Regions from separate parts of the Homo sapiens genome. Here region 2 is linked to region 1. A link is a loop called in an ENCODE intact Hi-C map of the cell type or tissue named here. Cell type or tissue: endothelial cell of umbilical vein. All regions are shown on one strand. Each heading gives the region's core, and the rest is flanking DNA. Links, peaks and the distances in the headings are about the cores only.

The links. Hi-C counts contacts between places; a loop is a spot of excess contacts. Peaks named below come from ENCODE experiments on the same cell type or tissue, not always from the same donor. Only the 100,000 strongest peaks of a DNase experiment are listed, where the experiment ranks them.
Region 2: a loop joins it to region 1, with 13 times the contacts of the local background. A loop is called at or near these places in 4 of 110 quality-filtered maps.

The regions. Positions count from the first base shown.
Region 1 is chr6:89,601,969-89,617,693 of GRCh38, forward strand. ANKRD6 (ankyrin repeat domain 6) reads left to right here. Exons shown (of 16, transcript NM_001242809.2): 4 at 1,061-1,159; 5 at 4,039-4,137; 6 at 10,304-10,402; 7 at 11,824-11,922; 8 at 14,591-14,689. LOC124901359 (a long non-coding RNA gene) reads right to left here. Exons shown (of 2, transcript XR_007059673.1): 2 at 3,436-3,963. Among named protein-coding and RNA genes, the nearest start is that of MDN1-AS1, 29 kb to the right of the region's middle. RefSeq lists a silencer at 7,414-7,613. In endothelial cell of umbilical vein, for the core only: a CTCF peak has its summit at 8,312 (motif pointing left); a DNase peak (open chromatin) is centred at 8,293.
Region 2 is chr6:89,307,168-89,315,167 of GRCh38, forward strand. It overlaps GABRR2 (gamma-aminobutyric acid type A receptor subunit rho2), which reads right to left. Exons shown (of 9, transcript NM_002043.5): 1 at 7,886-8,000. The coding sequence starts at 7,998. Among named protein-coding and RNA genes, the nearest start is that of GABRR2, 4.1 kb to the right of the region's middle. In endothelial cell of umbilical vein, for the core only: a CTCF peak has its summit at 4,708 (motif pointing right); a DNase peak (open chromatin) is centred at 5,104; H3K27ac peaks cover 2,068 bases.

The sequences.
Region 1 (15,725 bases), core at 3,815-11,814:
ACAAAACTCTGACCAGCCACATCATAGAATCCAAGAAGGCAATGGAGGGACCCTGGGATCATCCAGGGTGACACACCTGAGGTCCAGCAGGGTGACAGGCTTCTAGCAAGCCATGCACAGCCCAGGCCTCCTGACCCCTTGTCTCGTGCTCATTGCTTTCCACCAGAACATTTCCACACTGCCCACCCATCCTCCCTTTCAAGGCTGGACCACAGGCTCAGCTTGATTTACCTCAACTTAGCTTCCTGAGGACCTGTCAGAGATAAAGGGTGCTCTTAGAGACTTCAGAACTCTCCTGTTACAGTCTTGACCTGCTTACCTCTGGGAGTGTTTCATCCTTCACTCAACTGCAATTAGGAAGAGTCAAGTTCCCTTTGGCGCCTAAAGGAGAACAACGGCCGGCAATCCCAGGAATCCGATCATAGAGAAGAGGGCTCAGAGTGCAGCATAAATCAGTGAGGATGTTGTCATGAACTCTCTGAAGAGGCTTCTTAGAAATATGCAGTGATAGCTGCAGTCCCTGGAGTCCTCAGATGAAATAGGGCAAACCCCTGCATTGCCGTTGACTAGTACAGGTCAATGAACAAATGACCCGCCTGTCATCAAATCATGAGTGCTGCTAACTGGCAGAGCTGGACAGTGGTCCCCCTGCAAGCTGGAAACTCGGCAGGCAGTAGAGATTCCAGGCATTGCTGCTTTAATTGCATAGCACACACCTGCCCTCACACCCACTCTTCACACCTGTGATAGTCATAGCCCCTGGATGGCAGGAGAGAGCCTGACCCTCATTTTGAGGTTGGCTCTGTGGCCGAGGGCTATTCTTGCTGTCGGCTTAAGGTCCCCCTCTTAGTTTATGAACAAAATTTCTCTGCCAGCGTGCGTTGTCTACTAACAAGACCACAAAGCCCGCCTTGCCTGTGGTAACCAAGCCCTTCTGCGAATAACCGCTCTGCTCTGTGTGGGGACGGGAGGGGTCCTTGTGTCCAAGTGTCAAGTGAGTAGTGCAAGCAGGGGGTGCAGGGGAGCTGACTGCTGTTCCTGCCTTTGTGTCACTTTGCAGGGGGACCAGACCGCCTTGCACCGGGCCACAGTGGTGGGGAACACGGAGATCATCGCGGCGCTCATCCACGAAGGGTGTGCCCTGGACAGACAAGACAAGGTGAGTGGACACTGAGCTTCCTTACTCCCCAAGGCAAGGGAAGCCAGTGGCTCAGGGGAGCTGGAGGAGCCCGCTCTGGAAACTTTTGAGTCCTCGAGGTATTATAATTCCTGTCTTACCACTTATGATTTAACATGATTAAATCAGCCTAAAATTCCTTTGAAACACTATCTGGTATCCCAGCCAATTGTAATTTTTTTTTTTTTTTTTTTTTTTGGAGAGAGGGTCTCACTCTGTTGCCCAGGCTGGAGTGCAATGGCATGATCATAGCTCACTGCACCTGGAACTCCTGGGCTCAAGTGCTCCTCCCACCTCATCCTCCCAAAATGCTGGCATGAGCCATTGTGCCCAGCTGCCAATTGTATTTTTTAAAAATCTTTTTCCTTGTTCTATGGCACCAGTGACAACCACATAAATCTTAAATGGTAAAGAAAAAAATCTAGAAATAAGGACCTATGTAGGCCTGGGTCGGGGGGGTAAGGGATGTGCCCCAGACTTTCTCTTTACTTTCTTAGATAAGTGAGCAAGTTAATTTCTTTAAACTATATTGCAGGGAAAAAAAAGTAAGCTCAACTGGGCCAAACACAGTGGCTCACGCCTGTAATCCTAGCACTTTGGGAGGCTAAGGTGGGAGGATTGCTCGAGGCCAGGACTTCAAGACCAGCCTAGTCAACATAACAAACCACTGTCTCCACAAAAAATTTGAAAATTAAGAAAATATATATTAGCAAGGCGTGGTAGTGTACACACCTGTAGTCCCAGCTACTCAGGAAGCTGAGATGGGAGGATTGCTAAGCCCAGGAGGTTGAAGCTGCAGTGAGCCATGACTGCATCACTGCATTCCAGCCTGGACGACAGAGTGAGACCTTGTCTCTTAACAAATAAATAAATAAGATTGATAGATAGATAGCAAAATTGGCCAGGCGCAGTGGTTCATGCCTATAATCCCAACACTTTGGGAGGCCAAGGCGGGCAGATCACCTGAGGTCAGGAGTTCGAGACCAGCCTGGCTAACATGGTGAAACCCCGTTTCTACTAAAAATACAAAAAATTAGCAGGGCATGGTGGCGCATGCCTGTAAACTCAGCTACTTGGGAGGCTGAGGCAGGAGAATCGCTTGAACCCGGGAGGTGGAGGTTGCAGTGAGCTGAGATCGTGCCATTGCATTCCAGCTTGGGCAACAAGAGCGAAACTCTTGTCTCAAAAAAAAAAGAAAAAGAAAAATTGATTATTTAAGGAATCCTAATGACTTCTTACATATTAACCTAATGTTTTTAAATTTTCAAACAATCTTAAAACACAAAACTTCACAATTAAGTGCAATTCAGCCTCTGCTTACTTTTTTTTTTTTTCTTTAAAGAGGCTATGCTGGGAAGAACTCTGCTTTACTTTTTAAAAATAACTTTTCATTAAAGTATAATATACATACAGAAAAGTGGACAAATAAGTGTGCAGCTTGTTGAATTTCACTAGCAGAACACACCTGTGTGAGCACCCAGCTCAAGAAGCAGCTCATTGCCAGCACCCAGAAGCCCCATACCCTGTGCCCCCTGCCCCTTGCATCCCCGCTTTCCTTTGGCTTCCTCCTTCTGCAGTCAGTCCCACTGCCCGGGCCACACACCGCCAATACAGTTCCCAGCAACCACCCCATCCCCTGGCCTTTGAGACCCTAGACTTCCCCTTGTGGAGGTCAGCTGTGTTAGGCCTTTATTTTTAGCTGTTTCTAGGGGCATGGATGTGGTTGAGTTAAAGCTGAAGCCAGAGCCTGGATGTAATTGGAGAATGCACCTGCACTGACCTCTGCTGATTGCCCTGCACCCTTCCTTCTCCGGGCTCTTCCCTCCCTGGAACTCCTGCCTTCCCGCCCCCACCCCACTCAATTCATTGCACTTAATGATATTTATTTGTTTAAAATAGTAAGCTAAGCAAATACGAGCTATGTTCATTAAATGACTTCTATTTAAAAGCAACACATTAGGCCGGGCACGGTGGCTCACGCCTGTAATCCCAGCACTGTGGGAAGCCAAGTGGATCACTTGAGGTCAGGAGTTCAAGACCAGCCTAGCCAACATAGTGAAACCCTGTCTCTACTAAAAATACAAAAATTAGCAAGGCATAGTGGTGCATGTCTGTAATTCCAGCTACTTGGGAGGCTAAGGCAGGAGAATCGCTTGAACTCTGGAGGCAGAGGTGGCAGTGAGCTGAGATCACACCACTGCACTCCACTCTAGGTGACAGAACAAGACTGTCTCAAAAAATAAAGGCCACACATTGAGGATACTTGTTTGTTTTATTTCCAAATCACTGTTTCCTCAGTCCCTGTTCATTATTTGTTTGGGGCCCTGAGGCTTTTGAATTAAGGTGGGTGAGATTAAGTTTCAGTGAAAAAAAGTTGGGGAATCGATCAGGCCCCTGAATCTTATGAAGATGGCCTCTTCCTTTGCCTGATCTTTGCAGGGTTCTCTCTGATGCCAGGAGCAGAGCAGACTCTAAGGGTGGTGGAGGTGGGAAGAAATAGATGGCATGCTATCCTGATGATGCTTTCTGTTAAACGAGAGCTGTGGATGGGGCCTAGAGCCTCTCTCAACTGGGGTTCCTAGAGAGACTTAACCTCTAATGCCTTATGAACAATCATCCATGGTTCGTCATGGATTCATTTCTCTTCTGTGCATCTAGAATGGTTCTTATGATGTATCATTTCTGGGATAATGGAGAAACTTACCACTCAAATCATCTTCTGTAGTCTGTGGCTCAGATGAGAAAGTCCAATTGAGAAAGGCCGTCTGGTGTTCCGTAAAAATCCACTGTGATGTATTGATCATAATGAGAAGAATTAGGTCTTGGGTAATGTGCCTTTCCCACCTGTGTGTCTTCCTTAGGATGGGAATACAGCCTTGCATGAAGCATCCTGGCATGGTTTCAGCCAGTCAGCCAAGCTGCTCATTAAAGCAGGAGCCAACGTGCTTGCCAAGAACAAGGTGAGGCCTGGCAGATGCTAGAATGCCTCATTCACAGGTGAGGATGGCTGTGGGTTTCTCCCCCTGTGGGAGCCTTCTTCCAGTGAGAAGAGTGAGAGCCCAGAGTGGCACGAGGAACCTGAAGGTCCATTCGGCCCAGAAGTTTCATTTGCAGAAAAGGCTAGAAGCTGATTGATATTCCAGGTCAGGAGCAAGTGCACCAACAGCGCCAAAACCCTGCTTATGTGAGAGGCCCCTGACTGCTGCTGGGAATCTACATGCGATTACTGTCCCATAGTTTTTTTGTATTCAAAAAATATGGCAATGGAGTTGGCATTAAAAAAATCAGCAAAAGAACTTTAAAATGCTAATACCGAAAATTAGTAAAGTGGGCTCCCCTAGATGCTGCTGGGAAAGTGTGATACGAATAGCCACCTTTGGGAGACAATTTGGCAAAACAAATCAGGAGCCTTAAAATGGTCCTTTTTTGGCCTGGCATGGTGGCTCACACCTGTAATCACAGCACTTTGGGTGGCTGAGGTGGGTGGATCACCTGAGGTCAAGGGTTTGAGACCAGCCTGGCCAACATGGTGAAACCCCATCTCTAATAAAAATACAAAAATTATCCGGGAATGGTGGCTCATGCCTGTAGTCCCAGCTACTTGGGAGGCTGAGGCAGGAGAATCGCTTGAACCTAGGAAGCAGAGGTTACAGTGAGCCAAGATTGCACCACTGCACTCCAGCCTGGGCACAGAGTGAGAGACTGTCGTGGGGGCAGGTGGGGGCGGGGGTGGGCCTTTTTTGGCCAGGTGCAGTGGCTTATGCCTGTAATCCCAAACTTTTAGGAGGCTGAGGCAGGCGGATCACTTGAGACCAGGCATTCAAGACCAGCCTGGCCAACATGGTGAAACCCTGTTTCTACTAAAAATACAAAAAATTAGCTGGATGTGGTGGTGCATGCCGTCATCCCAGCTACTCGGAAGGCTGAGACACAAGAATCGCTTGAACCTGGTAGGCGGAAGTTGCAGTGAGCTTAGTTCGTGCCACTGTACTCCAGCTTGGGTGACAGAGTGAGACCCGGTCTCAAAAAAAAAAAAAAGGTCCTTTTTACTTGGTACCTACCTTTCTTGGACTCTATCCTAAAAAGGTAATAAAACCTGCTATTGAAATGAAATATGGAAAAGAAAAAAATAAGCAATAAAACCAGTAAAATTTTACCGACAAAGATGTTCATGACAGCAGTAGTTATATTTTTTTAACTGTGGGGAGGGAGACTTAGAATTATGGTTCATTCATACAGTGGAATATAATTAATATTAAAATCGTAGTTTTGAAAATAATGCTTTCCACTGTTAAAGAACATCACAAAGAGATATAAGATCATATATAGTACATGTCCCAGTGCTTAATATAAATTTGTGTATTTAAAAATTTAAGCACAGAAGAATATCATCAGAATATTAACAGTGGTTATCTCTGGGAATTGAGGCTAAGATTGATTTTTATTTTTGTACCTTTCCCAAATTTTCCAGAATGAACCCATTATTTCTTTTACAATTGGGAGAAGAGACTTTTTTTTTTTTTTTTTGGATACAGAATCTCGTTCTGTCACCCAGGCTGGAGTGCAATGGCACACTGTCGGCTTATTGCAACCTCTGCCTCCTGAGTTCAAGCGATTCTCCTGCCTCAGCCTCCTAAGTAGCTGGGCATGTGCCCCCACGCCCGGCTAATTTTTCCATTTTTAGTAGAGATGGGGTTTCACCATGTTGGCCAGGCTGGTCTTGAACTCCTGACCCCGTGATCTGCCCGCCTCAGCCTCCTAAGTATCTGGGCATGTGCCCCCACGCCTGGCTAATTTTTCTATTTTTAGTAGAGATGGGGTTTCACCATGTTGGCCAGGCTGGTCTTGAACTCCTGACCCCGTGATCTGCCCACCTCGGCCTCCCAAAGTGTTGGGATTACAGGCGTGAGCCACTGTGCCCATGCCAAGAGATATACTTTATCTCAAAAATAAAAAAGCGTTATCAGTACTCTGGAGATATTTGCAGTTGAGGTAAGAAGGGTCATAAAAGGGCTTACCCTCTTTTCTTTCCCTGGATGGCCAGATTGGGTCTGTAGCAGGGGCCTGAGAATTTCCCACAGTGCACTGCCACATCACAGAGTGGTAGCTTCAGCTAATAGTGGTAGGATAATGAATCAGGTGGGCTAGAATGGGGTTCTAGGTGGCAGTAGCCTGGGGACAATGGGCAGCAGTAAGTACCCTCCCTAATACACACACACACACTATATATATATATATATGTACAATTTCATGGCCAAGTCAAATCTGAAACCATAGTATCTCTAGCTTATGACACACAGACATCTGCATACAAGATCTTCAACAGCAATGCCAGGCAAATCAAGCTATAGAAATATACCCCATCAATGAAGTGACTTCTCCAGACCTTGCATGCTGCAGGAAATAGAAATGACAGCCTGAAACTCCTTTGTGAACGTAATCTCTGTGGGAGCAAGAGAACCCACCTCAGTGGCTTTGCCCTCCGGTGAAATCTCCTGGCTCTCACTACTTTTCCATTGGTTCATTAGAGAGCATAGTTAAGCAAGCCATGCCTTCGTCATTTTCATCCGTCTCCCCTCTCCAGTCCCTCATTACATCTTAGGACATCTTCAAGTCTCACACCTGTTCCTCTTTCCATGCTCATTCTTAAGCATGCCCTGGATTATTTCAGATGCCTCAAGCAGATTGGCAGGCTCAAATCTAGTCCCTCCTTTCATCCTGCTCTTCCTCTGCTCAGCGACCTTCTCATAAAGCTCCTGTCTGACACTGTCTATAAGCCTCTGCTGGCCCACCTCTGGAGTTCCTCCTGGCTCCTTTCCCCTAGAGCACCTCCTGTGCCCTCAGAGTGGGGCTCACTGGCCTGCTTCTCATTCCTGCCTATAGACCTCCAACCTGGCCCCAGGCCCTCTCCCTCCCCGAAGACCCACTGGGCTGCTTCTGCAACTCTCCCTTGGCACCGCATGCAGCTTTGTGCTGTCGTTTCCTAGTTCATATTTTTCATGGTTCCCTCATGGATCAAAAGCTTGAGGTCTGAGAGCAGCAAGCTACGTATGGTAATATCGCCGGTAGTGCCTGGCTCACAGCTCAGGAGGTGGGTGGCTGCCCATTTCTTCAAAATGCATATGGTCTGGAACAGGAGTTGATGGTGTGTAATCACTTTTTTTTTTCTTTTTGAGACAGAGTTTCACTCTTGTTGCCCAGGCTGGAGTGCAATGGCTCAATCTCGGCTCACTGCAACCTCCGCCTCCCGGGTTCAAGCGATTCTCCTGCCTCACCCTCCCGAGTAGCTGGGATTACAGGCACCTGCCATCACGCTCAGCTAATTTTTGTATTTTTAGTAGAGACAGCGTTTCACCATGTTGGCCAGACTGGTTTTGAAATCCTGACCTCAGGTGATCCACTCACCTTGGCCTCCCAAAGTGCTGGGATTACAGGAGTGAGCCACCGAACCCGGCCTGTAATCACCACGTTTTTTTGTTTGTTTGTTTGTTTTGAGACAGAGTCTCACTCTGTTGCCAGGCTGGAGCGCGATCTCGGCTTGCTGAAACCTCTGCCTCCCGGGTTCAAGCTATTACGCTGCCTCAGCCTCCTGAGTAGCTGAGACTACAGGCACACACCACCATGCCCAGCTAATTTTTGTATTTTTAGTAGAGACGAGGTTTCACCATGTTGGCTGGGATGGTCTTGATCTCTTGATCTTGTGATCCACCCACCTCGGCCTCCCAAGGTGATGGATTACAGGCGTGAACCACTGCACCCAGCCCAGAAATTGTTTCTGTGTAAATAAAATGGCTTCAGAAGGACAGGTCAGGAAACTCATGCGTCTCAAAGGGAGGGACATTTTGTACCAGCCATAGCCCGTAGAAAGATCCTTCTTATTCAGCAGATGTAGCAGCTCCTGTCTGGGAAATCAGTACCCACTACTCAGGGTGGGGAAAAACGCCTGCTACATATATATCTACCCTAGGTCACATTTTCTAATGTCAGGTTTTGAGATATAGGTATGAAGTCACGCTGTTCTGTGAGTTTTGACAAATGTATACGGTTGTGTAACCCCCACCATAAGATATAGAATGTTTCCATTGCCCCTTAATGTTCCTTTGCGCCCTCTGGTGGCAGGCCCCCAGTCACCCTCTCCCAGCCCCGGGCAACCACGGATCTGTTTTGCTTGTTCATAAAGGTCATGTAAATGGAATCATACAGTATGCGGCCTTCTGTGTGTGGCTTCTTAAACTTAGCATAATGTTTTTGAGATTCCTCCGTGTCGTTACATGGAGGAATGGTTCACGCCTCTTTATTGCTGAGGAGTATTCCATTGTGTGGATCTACCACAATTTGTTTATCCAAACCTATGGTTTTTAATTTTCTTGGTGCAAATGCTTTTCCACATCATCGATATTTCCTTATTGGCAATATAAGCTTTGGTATGATCTATTTCTAGAGGCATCAGATTTCTTTCATTTCACTCATGTATTCAACACGTATTTAGTGGTTGCCATGAAGCCCATAACTTGCAGACAACTTGAGAGTAGTGTTTTTAAAACCTGGGCAGACCCCTTGTTGCTGAGAACTAAACTAGCAGTGGTTCTCCACCTGGCTGCACATTAGACCCTCCTGGGGAACTATAAACAAACGAAAAAGGAAAAAAAACAAAACTTAAAAAAAAAAAAAACCTGAAGACCAGGCCTGGGGTGATGGACTGTCCCAGTTTGCCCTGGGCTAAAGGGTTTCCCGGAATGTGGGACTTTCAGTACTAAAATAGGGATGCTGGATACCCATCCCCAAGGCCACATAAATCAGAGTCCCTAGAACGGTTGTGGCTGTGCACAGGGCTGGTTTGAAAGCTTCCCCAGGTGATTCTAATGTGCACCCAAGGGTTGAGAACCAGCGAGCCTGCTAGAACCTCAGGCCTGTAATCCTCCCTGTGCCTGGAGGTAAAAGTGAGACAAAAGGTCCACCAGGGCTGGTTGGAGCTAAGGTGAAGAGAAGGGGGATAAGCAAACTGGCCGCATCCAGTATTCCTCTATTTTTTTTTTTTTTAACTCATTTCTCTTTTTAAAAGATCAGGAATCTGATATACTGGAGTATCGGCAGCCAGGACTGTGAGATCCAGAAGGGTGTGAACTAGGTGAGGGAGAAGCAATGAACAGGCAGTGTAATGCTCTGAGCCCACGCACCTGCAAGCCTGACCCAGCACTTGAGCTCAGCAGAACCAACGCGGAGCTTCTGTGTTTAACCTCCTGAGTGCTTGCAGGCTCTTGGATGACACAATGTCACCTATCACACGGCCTTGCTTTCTTGTTACTTTTCTAGGGGTTATCAGCGGCCTCACATGCCCTACTCCCATAGACTCAAAAGTTCTGTTCATGTCCTGCAATTTTTTCCTGCAGTATTGCTATGGACCTTATTCTGACCCTTGGTTGTCATTGTGATGTGGTTTGTTGAGGTTCTCAAAAACAAGAAGGACCCAAAAAGCAAGAGGGTCTCAATCTGTGTCCTAAGTGATAGATGCAACTGTACTGCCTGAAAGGCAGGGCCTGGTGTCCATAGTTAAAATTTTGATGTTTCAAGAAAAATACAAGAATGGGTGACTTGAAAAAGGCTAACAAGTTAAATCTCAGTTGCATTAGCCTGCCCTTCCAGGAAGTGGCTAGTTTTACTTTTTTTAGCCCACCATTGGCAGGGATTGTAACCACAGCTATTGCCCATGTGGGGCAGGAAGTCATCTGATAGGAATTGAGTACTGTGCATGTGTCCAGCATTGTGTGTTAAGAAAACACCTTCCTAGACACTCTGAGTCAATCCCCATAGTTTTAGGATGTGGGGGTCATGCTCCATTTCCCAGGTAAGGAATTTGAGCATTTGAAAAGGCTGGCTTTTAGTTAGTAAGTTGCAGAGCCAGGACTTGGAACCAAGGTTTTATGACAAATAGGACTCTTCTGCCTGTTCAGACTCCAAATTAAATGTTCTTACCTCTGAAGCATCCCCACTGAAACCATCGGGCAAGAGGCAGAGAATGTGAGCGTTGCCTTTTCCCCCGAGTAAGTACTGCCCCTCTGCAAGGCATGCAAGTCTGTGCGGAAGCATGTTGCTAATATGTCCTCCCTCTCTCTGCCTCTCTCCAAGGCGGGGAACACAGCTCTGCACCTGGCCTGCCAGAACAGCCACTCCCAGAGCACGCGCGTCCTCCTGCTGGCCGGGTCCCGCGCTGACCTCAAAAATAATGTGGGTGAACAAAACCAGATTCTCACGTTCTCTCTTTCTTGTGTCACTTCAGAAAATAACTTCATGAGCATACTTGAACCTTAACATCTAGAAATTAAAATGTAAAAAGTATTTGGGGACTATCTCTAAAGTGTTCTTTTTTTGGCAATTTTCTAAGGGATCATTCAGGCATGTGAGAAGAAGAATCAAAAGACTTGGAAATACTGCTTTTCTCCCATCATTTTCCCTTCATGCCTCATCTTTGGTTTATCATTTCTTACAGTACGTGTCTGGCCAATTACAGACTAGGAAACCAGTTAATGTTTTAAGAAAGTCTCTACCCACATAGAGTGTTGAGTGTTGTACTATTATCAGCAAATATGAGCTGGTGCCATTTACAGGGGAGGTCCTCTAATGCCCCATGCCCAGCATCTATAGCGAGCAGGTCCTACTGATGACTGAGGCGTCCTTGGGATGAGCTGACCGGAAAGGTCACATGGGTATCGCTTCTTCACAAAGAAGCTGTATTTCCTTTATAAATCCCCTGCCTTAGCCACGTTGGCTAAATAAATAAATAAATCTGAGGCTTCTTTCTAAAGTGTCCTCAGGTGAGGGTCTCCCTGTTTGGGGTAGACTCATCTAATGCTCTGAACCTCAGCTTTGAGCTTGGTTCCGTCTTAATGCAGGGGAGAAAAGTATGCCAAGTGGCCAGTGTTCTCCAGACAGAGCTAGGATGGAAATGGCAAGAAAACACTGCAGGCAGCTTTTTGTCTCCAGTTCTTTATTGTCTTTGTGGGAACAGGGTTCTGCCTGTTGTGCTTACTGAGCATCCTGCCCCTGAGTTTTTCTTCATACCCTTTTTTTGCTCCCAGTGATTGCTTCCTTATGAGCTCCCCTACTACATAGCTCCATATAGGATATTGGGGTCCAACTGAAGTGGGATACTCCTTGAACTTCAGGGGGTACGTGTAATCTTAAGATTTGACAACCCCCCTGCTGCCCTGTCCTTTCATCCATGAGGGATCTATGCTGGGAAGGGCTCATTTCCAAAGCAATGCTGTTGGTCTTAAGTCAGTATACTACTGACCTTTTGGGTTGTAGGGAGGCTAGGGTCCCTGGATCCTCCTCAAGCACAGGTAAGCAGAGCCTGCCTTAGCTCTTGGAAAGGTCTCATGGGGAGCAGACGTCTAGTTTCATAAACGTGGAAGCAGTGATTCTGTGACCACGTGGTTGTTCTGCACAGGCAGAAAGGGAGCAGGGCTGCCCACAGCAGCAAAGAATGGCGAGCCTTGGGGTGGAGCATCTATGTTAAAAGAGCTGCTTATGATTCCCTAAAGAGTACATGATAGTCTGCTAGCTTTTAAATAACATTTTCTTTCTACTTTTCTCTATTTGTTTTGTAACTGCTCAGATTGTGCTTAGAGTTTGATTTTTGTCCGCAGGCAGGAGACACCTGTTTGCACGTTGCTGCGCGCTATAATCACTTGTCCATCATTAGGCTCCTCCTCACTGCTTTCTGTTCTGTCCATGAAAAGAACCAGGTCAGTGCATGTATTCTCTTCATGGCTGCCAGCACCCTTCCCACAAGGCTACCGGACAGGTCTGTTAGTGCAAACGGGAGCAGAGGCTGCTGGGAAGCTGCCATGTCACCTACCTGGGACTCAGCCAGCAGTGGGCTTTGCATGGGTGTCACACTGAGTTCTAGTGGCCCTGGCTTATCTGGCCTGCTAGAGAAAGTGTGCCCTTATAATTCCTGTGCATATCACCACATTTGCATATTGAACATTTTCTGGAGATCCTGGGGCAGGCTTTGTTTTTTAAATGTGATTTTAAAAAGAAAACCCACGAGGAAGAATGTGATTTAGTAAAGAAGCAAGGGAGGCCGGGTGCAGTGGCTCACATCCCAGTACTTTGGGAAGCCAAGGCAGGAGGATCACTTGAGGCTAGGAGTTCAAGACCAGCCCGGGCAACATAGCGAGACCCTGTCTCTACAAAAAATTTTTTTAAAAATTTGGCCGGCCGTGGTGGCTCATGCCTGTAATTCCAGCACTTTGGGAGACTAAGGTGGGTGGATCACTTCGAGTTCAGGAGTTCAAGACCGGCCTGGCCAACATGGTGAAACCCTGTCTCTACCAAAAATACAAAAATTAGCCAGGCGTGGTGGCGTGCACCTGCAATCTCAGCTACTCAGGAAGCTGAGGCAGGAGAATTGCCTGAACCCAGGAGGCAGAGGTTGCAGTGAACCGAGATCATGCTACTGTACTACAACCTGGGCAACAGAGCAAGACTACATCTCAAAATAAATAAATAATAAGTTAATTAAATTTAAAAATTGGGCAGAGTGGCATGTGCCTGTAGTTCCAGCTACTCAGGAGGCTGAGGCAGGTGGATTGTTTGAGCCTAGGAGTTTGAAGCTGTGGTGAGTGAGCCATGATCTTGCCACTGCACACCAGTCTGGGCAACAGAATGAGACCCCGTCTCTTTAAAGGAAAAAAAAAAAAACAAAAAAAAAAACCCACCAAGCAAGCATAGGAATTAGAAGTCTTATAACTCCCTAAGTTCTGTTCCTTGCACTGCCACTTACTTACACTTGAGCTGATAGTCTTTCATTCCCATAAAATTGGGCATATAATCTGTAGAGAGTGCCATGCAATGGGGTTTTGAAATAAAGCTGTGAATATTACCGTCTTCCTTAGAAATGTGCACAATTTCCAGCAGTCATTGGATTTGAAAATTAGATTGTCTTGGTATTTATTGACACCTATGTGGTACATTGTTTCACTTTTCTTTGTTGGAGTGCATAAATCTTAACTAAAAAAAAAAAATTAGATTGTGGTGTAGATTAAAAATACCATGGAATGGTGGTTTCTGACCCTGGCTGCATATGAGAATCAACAGGGGAATTAAGAATACTGTTCCTGGATCCCACCCCAGTTGAAAGAGTCAGAACCTCTGGGGGTGAGGTCCAGGCAATGGTGTTTTTAAAAAGCTCTCTGTCTGAGTATACAGCCACTGACCTAATCAAGTAGCACGGCCTCCCCAGTGGGGTGCTAGATCATCAGGTGACCCCTGCATAGCCCCCACCAACCAGTGCCTTTCAACCTTGGCAGCGTGTCACGGCACTTGAGAGCTTTAAAAAGTCCCCCTGCCCAGCCCACATGGTAGACCAATGAATTCAGCATCTCTGAGAGTGGGACCCAGGCATCATCATTTTTTAAAGCTCTGAAGCTTATTCCAATATTCAGCCAAGGGGAAAGCACTGTGCAGAGCTTCCCTTCAATACACATAGCTAAGTGACTCAGAAATGAAATAAAAATTTTCCCACCCCTCACAAAGATGGCTGAATGTTCATGCTACCCAGGAAAAAAGTATCAGGCGCTTTGCCTGATCACCTGATAGGAGAAAGAATGAATTGTTTCACTTCTCCTATATTTGTCTGGTTTATTTATATCATTGTGTTTGGAAAATGACAGCATTTGCATTTGGAATTGGCCCACTAAGCTGCAGTTGTCTTTATCCTCCTTTCATAGTTGATTTTGTGAAAGCATATTTCTTGTATAAAGATAATATGAACATTTATTTATAGGCTATCTGTAAGATGTAGAAAACAGTTGGTCTTGAGTGAACACTGGTTCTTGGTGTTTCCACCCGCACAAAGCATATCCTGAGCCTGCAGATGGATTGAGTCCCAGTGGCCCCTTCAGATCTACCCGCTGTAGCTGCAGGCTGGCCTGTCACCTCTCCGGTGCTTGCAGAAGTAGCCATCTTCACGGCTTCTCCTGCTCAATCCAGCACTCAGACACCAAGCAGTTTTCTGACCTCTGACCTCCCTGGGTAAAAGAACAGAGCCAAAAGTGGAATGACTAGCCTGCCTGCCCCAGGCCTCCTGCCTGTCCTCCTGTCCTCGTGAGGCTTCAGGTCCCACCATTCTCAACAACCCAGGCCAGCATTACTTTGCCCCTGCGTTTAATCCTGCTGCGTGATTTCAGGTATCCTCACTCAGAAAGAAAGGTGATATTGGTGCCGAGGTCACTTAGTTCCAAGACCTCTTTAAGTAGAGCCTCATAACGCTTTAACAAAGGGCCCCATTTCAGTCTCAGGCAAATCTCAGTTTGACTTTGAAGAGCCACACCTAGGCCAGGTAATGAAAAGCTGGGGGCTGTAGGCCATGAGCAGATGAGGTTTAGCAGACCTTCTAATCAATTCCAGGCTGGAGACACAGCACTTCACGTTGCTGCTGCCCTAAATCACAAGAAGGTGGCCAAAATCTTACTGGAAGCCGGAGCAGATACGACCATTGTTAACAATGTAAGTTGAGTTGCAACATTGCTTTCTAAAGTGGTTCCCACCCCTTTCCAGAATGGGATGTGTACTAAACCCCTGCAGACCCCCAGGCCCAGCGCACTCTGGAAGACGGGGGATCTCTGCTGGAACCACAGCCCCCAGGGCCATTGGGGTGGACTTGAAGGGTACCCCTGCTCTGAGCAGCCCCAGGAGTTGACAAGCCTTGGGGCCTGCTTTTAGCTGCCTGACTGCAGTGAACACAACCTGGCATGAAAAAGAACTCAGGGATGTCCAGTTAAACTGACGAGTGGATGTTACCCAAAGTGAGTTCCAAGCTGTAAATGCATGTGATGCTCAGAAAAATGGCCACATGGCCCTCAGTTTAGTCAGCTTCAAAATTCTAAAGCAACTCCTTTCTCTTCCACTTTGCCTGACCTCACTGTTTCCCTTTCCCTCTCCCCCTCTCACTGTGTGTCCTGCAGATCCTAGAGCAGGCACCAGCTCAGGTGCGCTTTCTTCTTCGAGGCTGTCCTGCGGTCTCTGCCCCTCTGAATGGTTCAGCAGGGCCTGGAGGGTGCAACAGCTGCTGTGTGGAGGTTTTTTTGAGGGGTGTGTGGTCTGGGACTGCTGAAGCTGGCACAAGGCTCTTCAGCTTCCTTGGCTCCTGTATCTAGCTCCCCTCTTTCTCCTCCTGCCTTCTTTTAGCTCTACAACCAGTACTGGGGGTGCAGTTCCATGATGCCTTGAATATCTTCCTTTTGCTATCAACTCCTGGGTTTTGGCTTCATCTCCTGAGAACCTACATTATGGCCATAACTCGTAGTTGCTTTTCATATTCAACTTCCTGAATCTCTCTGGCCAGCCCTGATCTGCTCCTCCGGCGTCTTCCCACTGTTTTCCAGGGGAGATTAATCACTGGGCTGGGCCTCAGATCCTCTGTGGTGTTTCCCCAACTGAAACATTCCCCCTGGATGCTGTCTGAGTGCTACGTTCCCTCCCCTCTTTGCAGGGAAGCACTCCTTGGTGGGTGGTACCCAGGCCTTGGCCTCCTAAAGCACTT
Region 2 (8,000 bases), core at 1-8,000, 300 kb before region 1:
CACACTTTAGAATCATCTCAAGTGGCTTTTAAAAACCCTGATGCCCAGGCTGTACCCCAGAACAACCAAATTCACCTCTCTGGGGTGAATTCCCTAGCTATTCCCATGCAATCAAGGCTAAGAATCACAGTCATTCCAAACTTAGCATTTTTAGATCTTGGAATACCTTAATGATAATAAACTCTATGTGGCTTTGTGTTATGTTGGCTAGACCTATGATTCTCAAACTTAGCTACAGATTATAATCACCTGGGGAGATATTAAAACCAATGATGCCTAAATCCCACCCCTAGAGATTTGAATTTGACTGGTTGGGATGGAGGTCTCAGCACTGGAAATTTATTAAAGCTCCTGGATGATTCCAAGGTAGAGCAACATTTGAGAACCGCTAGGATAAGCCTTAATCTAATGCCTTTGGCAATGTCCTGAGAGCTGCCCAGGGCACCTGTTGGTGCTGACAACTTAGTAGTAGCAAGTGAGAAACTGCTAACTCACCTGCTGAAGAAACCAGAGCCCTCAGGGCCTGTGACTGTTGTGTGCAGCATATTGAAGGTTTTTAGAAATCAATGGAGATTTGGTTTTGAGTGTTTGTTGTTTATTTACATATACCTCTATTTTCCTCCCTGTTCTTGTCAAACTTCATTCACTTTTTTTTTTTTTTTTTTTTTGAGATGGAGTCTTGCTCTGTCGCCAGACTGGAGTTCAATGGTGAGATCTTGGCTCACTGCAACCTCTGCCTCCTGGGTTCAAGTGATTCTCCTCCCTCAGCCTCCCGAGTAGCTGGAATTACAGGCACCCGCCACCACACCCAGCTAATTTTTGTATTTTTAGTAGAGACGGGACCACCATGTTGGTCAGGCTGGTCTCGAACTCCTGCCCTCAGGTGATCTACCTGCCTTGGCCTCCCAAAGTGCTGGGGTTACAGGCATGAGCCACCGCGCTCGGCCTTCATTCACTTTTGAGGGCAACAGGTGTGTTTCCTGTTTAAACTCTGTAAGAGGAAAGTGATGGTTTCCTCTCTGGAGGTTCTGATCTTGGAGGCATCCTCTTATGAAATCCTTAAGTTTCATTCCTCACCGGCTCTGCCCAGATGGCATAATTCAATGGGAGGCCTAAAGCTGCACTGATCAATAAAGTGGCCACTAGACACATATGGCTATTTCAATTAATGAAAGCTAAATAAATGACTGTTCGGTTTTTCCATTATACTAGCCACACATATGTGTTCGATAGCCCCATGCAGCTCGTTGCTACTGTACTGAACAGTGCAGCTATATAATCTTTCCATTACCTCAGTGGAGTGTGATAATAAAAAAAAATTAAATAAATAAATAACATTTCCATAATCACCAAAAGTTTTATTGTTTGGTGCTAATATAAAAGTTAGCCTGCCCACCCCAGATTCCCCTATAAGCCAGGGCTTTCCGATTTACACCCCTACTTCTAACACTGCCTGGCCCAGCTTCTCACTGCCCCAGACCTCCCAGTCATTTCCCCACCCGCTTGAGGGCTCAGGAACAACCTGCTTCTCTTTCTCTCCATTTAGTTCCTCCCATCAACCTTGAGGATGTCAACATCCACACAGACAGTTGTCCCACACCCTGGTCACACAGTTCCCCAATTCCTAGACTCAAATTGATTTGTGCAACATATTTTTATAGAGCATCTACGTTTCTATAGAGCCCCTACTCTGTGCAGACACTGCCCGAGCCATGGGGAGGGCATATATTCACGGTCCTCACAGGGCTTCCAACCTAGTCGGGGAGGTGGACGATAAACCAGTGGACAGATAAATCACGTGACAAAGTAGGGTAAGGAATAGAGAGCTATGGGTTGGAATAGAGGGCTGTTTAGATGAGGTGACTGGTGATTCTTCTGAGTCCTGGAGGGAGGGAGGGAGTCATGAGAGGACCTGAAGGAAGTAATTCTGAGAAAACAGCAGAGCAAATGTCCTGAGGAGAGCCTGACTTGCATGAGGACAGCCTCCCATTTGGCAGCCATCTCACTCAGCCACTCTCACATCTGCTTTCCAAACTCACCCACCCTCTTGTCCTTCCACCCTGCTGCTGCCTTCCACATTGTCCTGCCCTATTTGCACATCCTCCAGACGTGTAGGTGGTGAGGTAACTGAGGCTCAGCAGAAGTGCCTAATGCCCCTTCTTACAGAGTCCTTTGAACCCTGCCCTCATGCCCCCTCCCCACAGCTTCCTCAGCTTCTCCCCCTTTCATGGCTCATTCCCACCAGTATTCAAACTGGATTCTAGGCTCTCCCACCTGGAATTACAACTAAGCAGAAAACCCATCTAAACTCCACATCTTCCTCTAGCTCTCAATTCATGCAAAATGCATTGAAAGTGATGGCAATATAGGTGTGTTGGTTATATTATTTAAACATTTCCTTTTTTAAAAAAATGTTTAAGACTTTTTTTAGAGTAATTTTAGGTTTGCAGCATAATTGAGCAGAAGGTACAGAGTTTCTATATGCCCTCTGCCCCTAAACATGCATGGCCTCCCCACTATCAGCATCCCCCCTGGGTTGGTGCATTTGTTACAATTGATAATCCTGCATTGACACAGCATTAGCATTAGCACCCATGCTTCTTCTTCTTCTTATTATTATTATTTTTAGAGACAGGGTCTTGCTCTGTTACCCAGGCTGGAGTGCAGTTGTGCAATTGTAGCTCACTGCAGCCTCAAACTCCTGGGCTCAAGTGATCCTCCCACCTCAGCCTCCTGAGCAGCTGGGGTTAACAGGCACATGCCACCGTGCCTGGCTAATCTTTTTTTTTTTTTTTTTGTAGAGACAGGGTCTCACTATGTTACTCTTGGCCTCAAGAGATCTTCTTGCTGCAGCCTCCCAAACTGCTGGGATTACAGGCATGAGACACCATCCTCAGCCTAGTGTTGATATTCTCTGGGTTTGGACAAATGTATAATGATGTATATCCACCATTATGGTATCATATAGAATAGTTTCATTGCCCTAAAAATCCTCACTGTTCCACCTAAAAAAAAATTTATTTCCCCCCCAGTAAATAATTAACTCTTCCAAATAGCCATCTTCCACAGGCTGCTGGCACCGCCTCACTCCAAGCCCTCTTGCCTACTTATGCCCAACCCCTGGTCCTACAGGTGCTCTTGCTGAGGTCTGGCTTCTCCACAGCTGCAGACAGGAAGGTCCCTGCTTCTGCCAGAAACTGTGTCTTTCAGAACAAAGTACTCTGGTTTTCCTCCTACCTCTCTGACAGGCGCTTCTCCACTGCAGCATCCCCCTATTCTTCACCCCATCCCTTAAATGTCAGTGTCCCCAGGACCTTGTCCCAGCCATCTTCTCTCTCTACCCTCTCTTTGGCAGACTCACCTAAGTTGATGGCTTAAATTGTCATCAACATGCTGATGTTCTTAAATCCCTACCCTCTACTCTCAACCTTTATATCTGATTCCTAACTCAGCATCCCTAATTGAGTATCCTATAGGCATCTGAACTCAATGCATGCATAGTTTGGTTTGGGCCGCACTCAGTTTGAAGTGGCGTAGGTTGAAGAATGAGTGAGCATTAGATGAGAAGCGGGAGGGGGTGGGGGGTGTGGTGGGAATGAATGAAGAGAATGAAGCTGCAGGGACAAGCAGAGGCCAGGCCAGGCAGAGCCTTGAGAGTCATGTTAAGAATTCTGTCTTTATCCAAAGGTAATGGGAAGACAACGAAGAGTGTTAGGCAGATGGAAGAGGAAGCTATGATAAGATTCGCTTTTAGACAAGCCTATTATAGCTTCACAGGTCAAAGAGGAAAGTCCAATTTAACTTCCTCCCCTGTGGCTGAAATACGGGACTGTCCAGTCCCCTTAAGCCATGTGTAGTCATGGTCGGGTGCTGCCAAGGAGCTTTCACACACACACACTGATCTCTTCCTCAAGCCTTGCCTCCAGGAGTCAAGTGGGGCCAGGCCTGGGTCTCTGGGCAGTGACCGTGTGAGGTGCCACGTGCAGACGCCCATGAAAGACGCCTCCGGAAGGCAGATGAAGAGCTCAGCCCGAGGGCTTAGCAGATCATAGACATTAAACCGTAAGTGCAGCCGGCTCACTGCCCCTCTGACTCACAGGGAGTAAATCCCTCCTGGTCAGCACAGTTTTACATCCATTTAGGAAAAGGCTTAGGAGAGCGGAAGTCCCAGAATGCCACCCACCCCAACAAGAGAGAGATTTAAATCCCACTGCCATTGAGGGCCCAGAGTTTTTTTAAGAGATCAAGCCACTAAGATCCTGAGCCTTGGGCTATTTGTATGAGCCATATGCTCTCCATTCATCCTTTCACAGGAGATGGCCCACACAGTCTCGGCCCTCAGACCCTAGACTCCTTCCTGAGCCCCCACCCACCCATGGCAGGGCAGCCAGGACCTTCATGGAACCTCAAACCCGGCCTTTGGGTGAGGGGTGAGGGAAGAAGAAAAATGGATCCACTATGCCTTTGGAAGCAGGGCTGATGTCACCGTGTTGTGGTTTTTTGGCAATAACAGCAACCAGGATAATCAGGTGTTCGTGGGTGCCCCTCCTCCCTGTGCAGGCCCTGAACTGCAGGACGTTAGGCAGACCTCACCCCATCTTCACATCATCCCCATGGGGAAGGGCTCACCACCCCCCTTTTCAGCTGGAGAAACGGAGGTTCAGAGAGAGCAGGAAACATGGCCACATACGCTAGATGGCGGCAGAACCAAGGTCTGAACCTGATTTTCCTGAATTCCCAACTCCTTTTCCTTTGCCAAGACCCTCAGCAGTGGATGAGGGTCACTGTGTGGCTGGAAAGCAAAGCTGCTCCTGCCTCCAGCGGAACAGAACCACAGTGCAGACCCAGGAAGGATGGCCGAGGTAGGGGTAGTGAGGAGGCAGCAGATGGGGAAGGAAGCTACAGAGGGGGCTCCACGTTGAGACCTGCAGGGGCCTGACAGTACTGTCCAGGGCACAGCCCAGAGTCAGCTCTCAAGGGAGAAGTGCCTCCCTTGGCAAGAAAGAAGGGCAATCGTGTGGTCAGGAGGCCAACTTTGGCAGCAGGCCAGGAGGAGTAGGAATAAAGTTGGAAGGCTGAGAGCTGGGAGAACAGAACAAAACCAATAACAGCCAAGAGGAAACAGACTCACTCTGCAGCCATTTAGTACACAGAGACACAAAGCAGCAGAAAATAGGGGCTGGTCTTTGTAAAAGCAGCTGCTGGGCGGAATCATTGTTCTGTGTGCATGCCTTGGCTGGGGTGAGGCAGGGAAGGCTTCCAGGTTCAAAGAAGTCTTCACAGTGTGCATGTGTGAGGGTGACCATGTGCATAGTGTGTGCCCGTGAAGTCACATATGTGGCATGCGGTATGTGTGTGAGTGTGACCGTGTGTGTGAACAGGACTTCTAAGAAAAGGAGCAATCCTAAAGAGAGAAAGCACTCTAAGACTGTAATCAGAAGGGGTCTGGTCATTTTCTTATTTGTTCGTATAGCTTGACACCTGCGTGTCAATAATGAAAGTAATTTGGAAAAATAAATTGTCAGAGGCTTGGCTGAAATGTTCACAAGGAGGCGTCACCCTGTTGACTGTCTGACTGTGTGTGCATTCTCATGGATGCAGAAAGGCCCAGAACCACATTCCCTGTCCTTTTCCCCCAGCCTCAGTTTAATAAATATTTTACTTCCTTGAAATGTATGTGTTCATCTTTTCCCACTTTAACACCTCATGGGCTGGATTTCAACAAAGTCTCCTCCCCACTAAGAGTCAGAGCCCAGCTGTGCCCAGGCTCATGCGCGGGTTTGGGAATGAGACTGTGGACTTCTGAGGAAAAGTGAGACGGAGGTGCCGCCAAGCCCAGGCTGCTGAGTGGGGTCCCTGGGCACCCCAAGGGACTTGTGCTGAACCCCAGTTCTTACAGAATAGACAGTTTTGAACAGATTTTCCTCCAGTCTAAGTAAATCAGGAACCTACATTCTAGTGTTGGGAAGCCACTAGCAGGCCGTGTGACTTACTCATGCCCCTGAGCCATTTCAGCATCTGTCAAATGAGTTGACTTGGACAGTTTCCCAGTGTGTGCTCCATGGAGTAGGAATCCCACAAGACAGTCCAAAAAACTGTGGATTTTTTAGTTGTTTCTGAGAAGCCCTGCATAATTTATCCCTCTCTTCAAGATTCTCACAGTGCCTATTTGCATAACAAAGGTTCTAAAAGTTCTGCTGTAGAGACATCTGTTGAAAATGGTCTAAACCAGGGTTTTCCACGTTTTGGTGGCCCTGGAACCCCATTTCACTCAACAGCCATTCACGTTTCCCAAAATTAGAGTTCAGGGGACTTGCTGGGCCGATGACATCTGAGGCTCCTTCCAGTTTAACAGCCTATGGTTCTGGCAACCCAACCCGCATGGGTTGTTCAGAGCAGGGCCTCTGAGGGTTTTGATCTGTTTGCCTTCCGCTGAGTAGGACTAGGCTCCAGAGAGAGTAATTATAGGCTGGGTGTGGTGGCTTCTGCCTGTAATCCTAGCACTTTGGGAGGCCAAGGTGGGTGGATCACTTGAGGTCAGAAGTTTGAGACCAGCCTGGCCAACATGGTGAAACCCTGTCTCTACTAAAAATACAAAAATTAGCCAGGCATGCTGGTGCACGCCTGTAATCCCAGCTACTCGGGAGGCTGAGGCAGGAGAATCGCTTGAACCCGGGAGGTGGAGGTTGCAGTGAGCCAAGATTGCGCCACTGCACTCCAGCCTGGGTGACAGAGAGTCCATCTCAAAAAACAAACAAACAAATAAACAAAAGAGAGTAATAACCTCTCCCAGAGCAGCAGTTGCCACTGGGATACTGGAAGTAGAGGCTGTAACTCTTATTTATATTCAGGGTTTTTTTTTTTTTTTTCTAAAAATAAGAAATCAATTAAACTTTAACATACATATTTATAACAGCACATGTATGTGATTTGTAAGTAAATATGCATGTATTAGAGGTACAGTTTCAAAAACTTGTCATTGACAGCAGCGCATGTTCAAAAATGTTTGGGGACTGACCTAGAAAATGTGCCTCAAGATATTAATTTATATTCAAAACCACTAGTTTATCTGATGCTTAGTAGAATGGAAAATAAATGTGTAACATGCCACACATGGTGTTTATATCTTAGCTGCTTGTTCTTTTCTTATCTCCATGTCTAACAGTCCTTATGTCTACTTCAGGCCTGGAGTATGATGCTTCGTATGTCAATTCAAAATAAACTTCCTAAGGAACTTAGATTTGTAATGTAATGATTTTGAATGCAGATCCTGGGCTATTATTTCTTGGGAATGTCTCCATTACATCATGAAATTGCATTCACTGTTGTTCACACATATATTTCTGATAATTAAGCAAATTTCTGAACACCTCTTCTAAGATTCAAAACAGTAAAATGAAACCCAATATCATTATAAAGTTATTCTCTGGCAAATAATTTAAGGAAGACAACTCCCGTATGCATTTTTTTCTTAATAGTTCAGGCTAGGTTCCTATATACAGTTCTCCCCAAAATACTTGAGTGTAATTATTTAGCAGGTCATCGGTTGTAACCCTGAGAAACAAAGCAGCACAATGTGATTTGTACAGAGAATGATTTTACCCACTACGTCTCCAACTATTTATATCTGCCTCAAATCAAAATGCTTTGGCTGAACGCAGGCATCCGAAGGAAGGCTCATCCCAGTCTAGTTCTGCTCTCAATGCTTGTGACACATAGAGTATGTGTGCCCAGGGAGAGGCTGCGTTCAGTGAAGTAGCTGGGTTCTCATTCTCATAGGGCGATATCTCAATAGGACCTTAGCCCCCTGGGGAGCCATCCCACTGTGCCACTGCTGCTGCTACTATGCAGGGTAACCTCCCTCCTTTCCCACCTATGACTTTACCTTGGCTTGGGCATTTCCACCTGCCCTGTCCATCGCTTCCTCTTGGGTTTTCTGCTCTCCACGAGAACCATCAAGCAAAACAAGAACAAAATGAGTCTTGTAAAATAAGGCATTT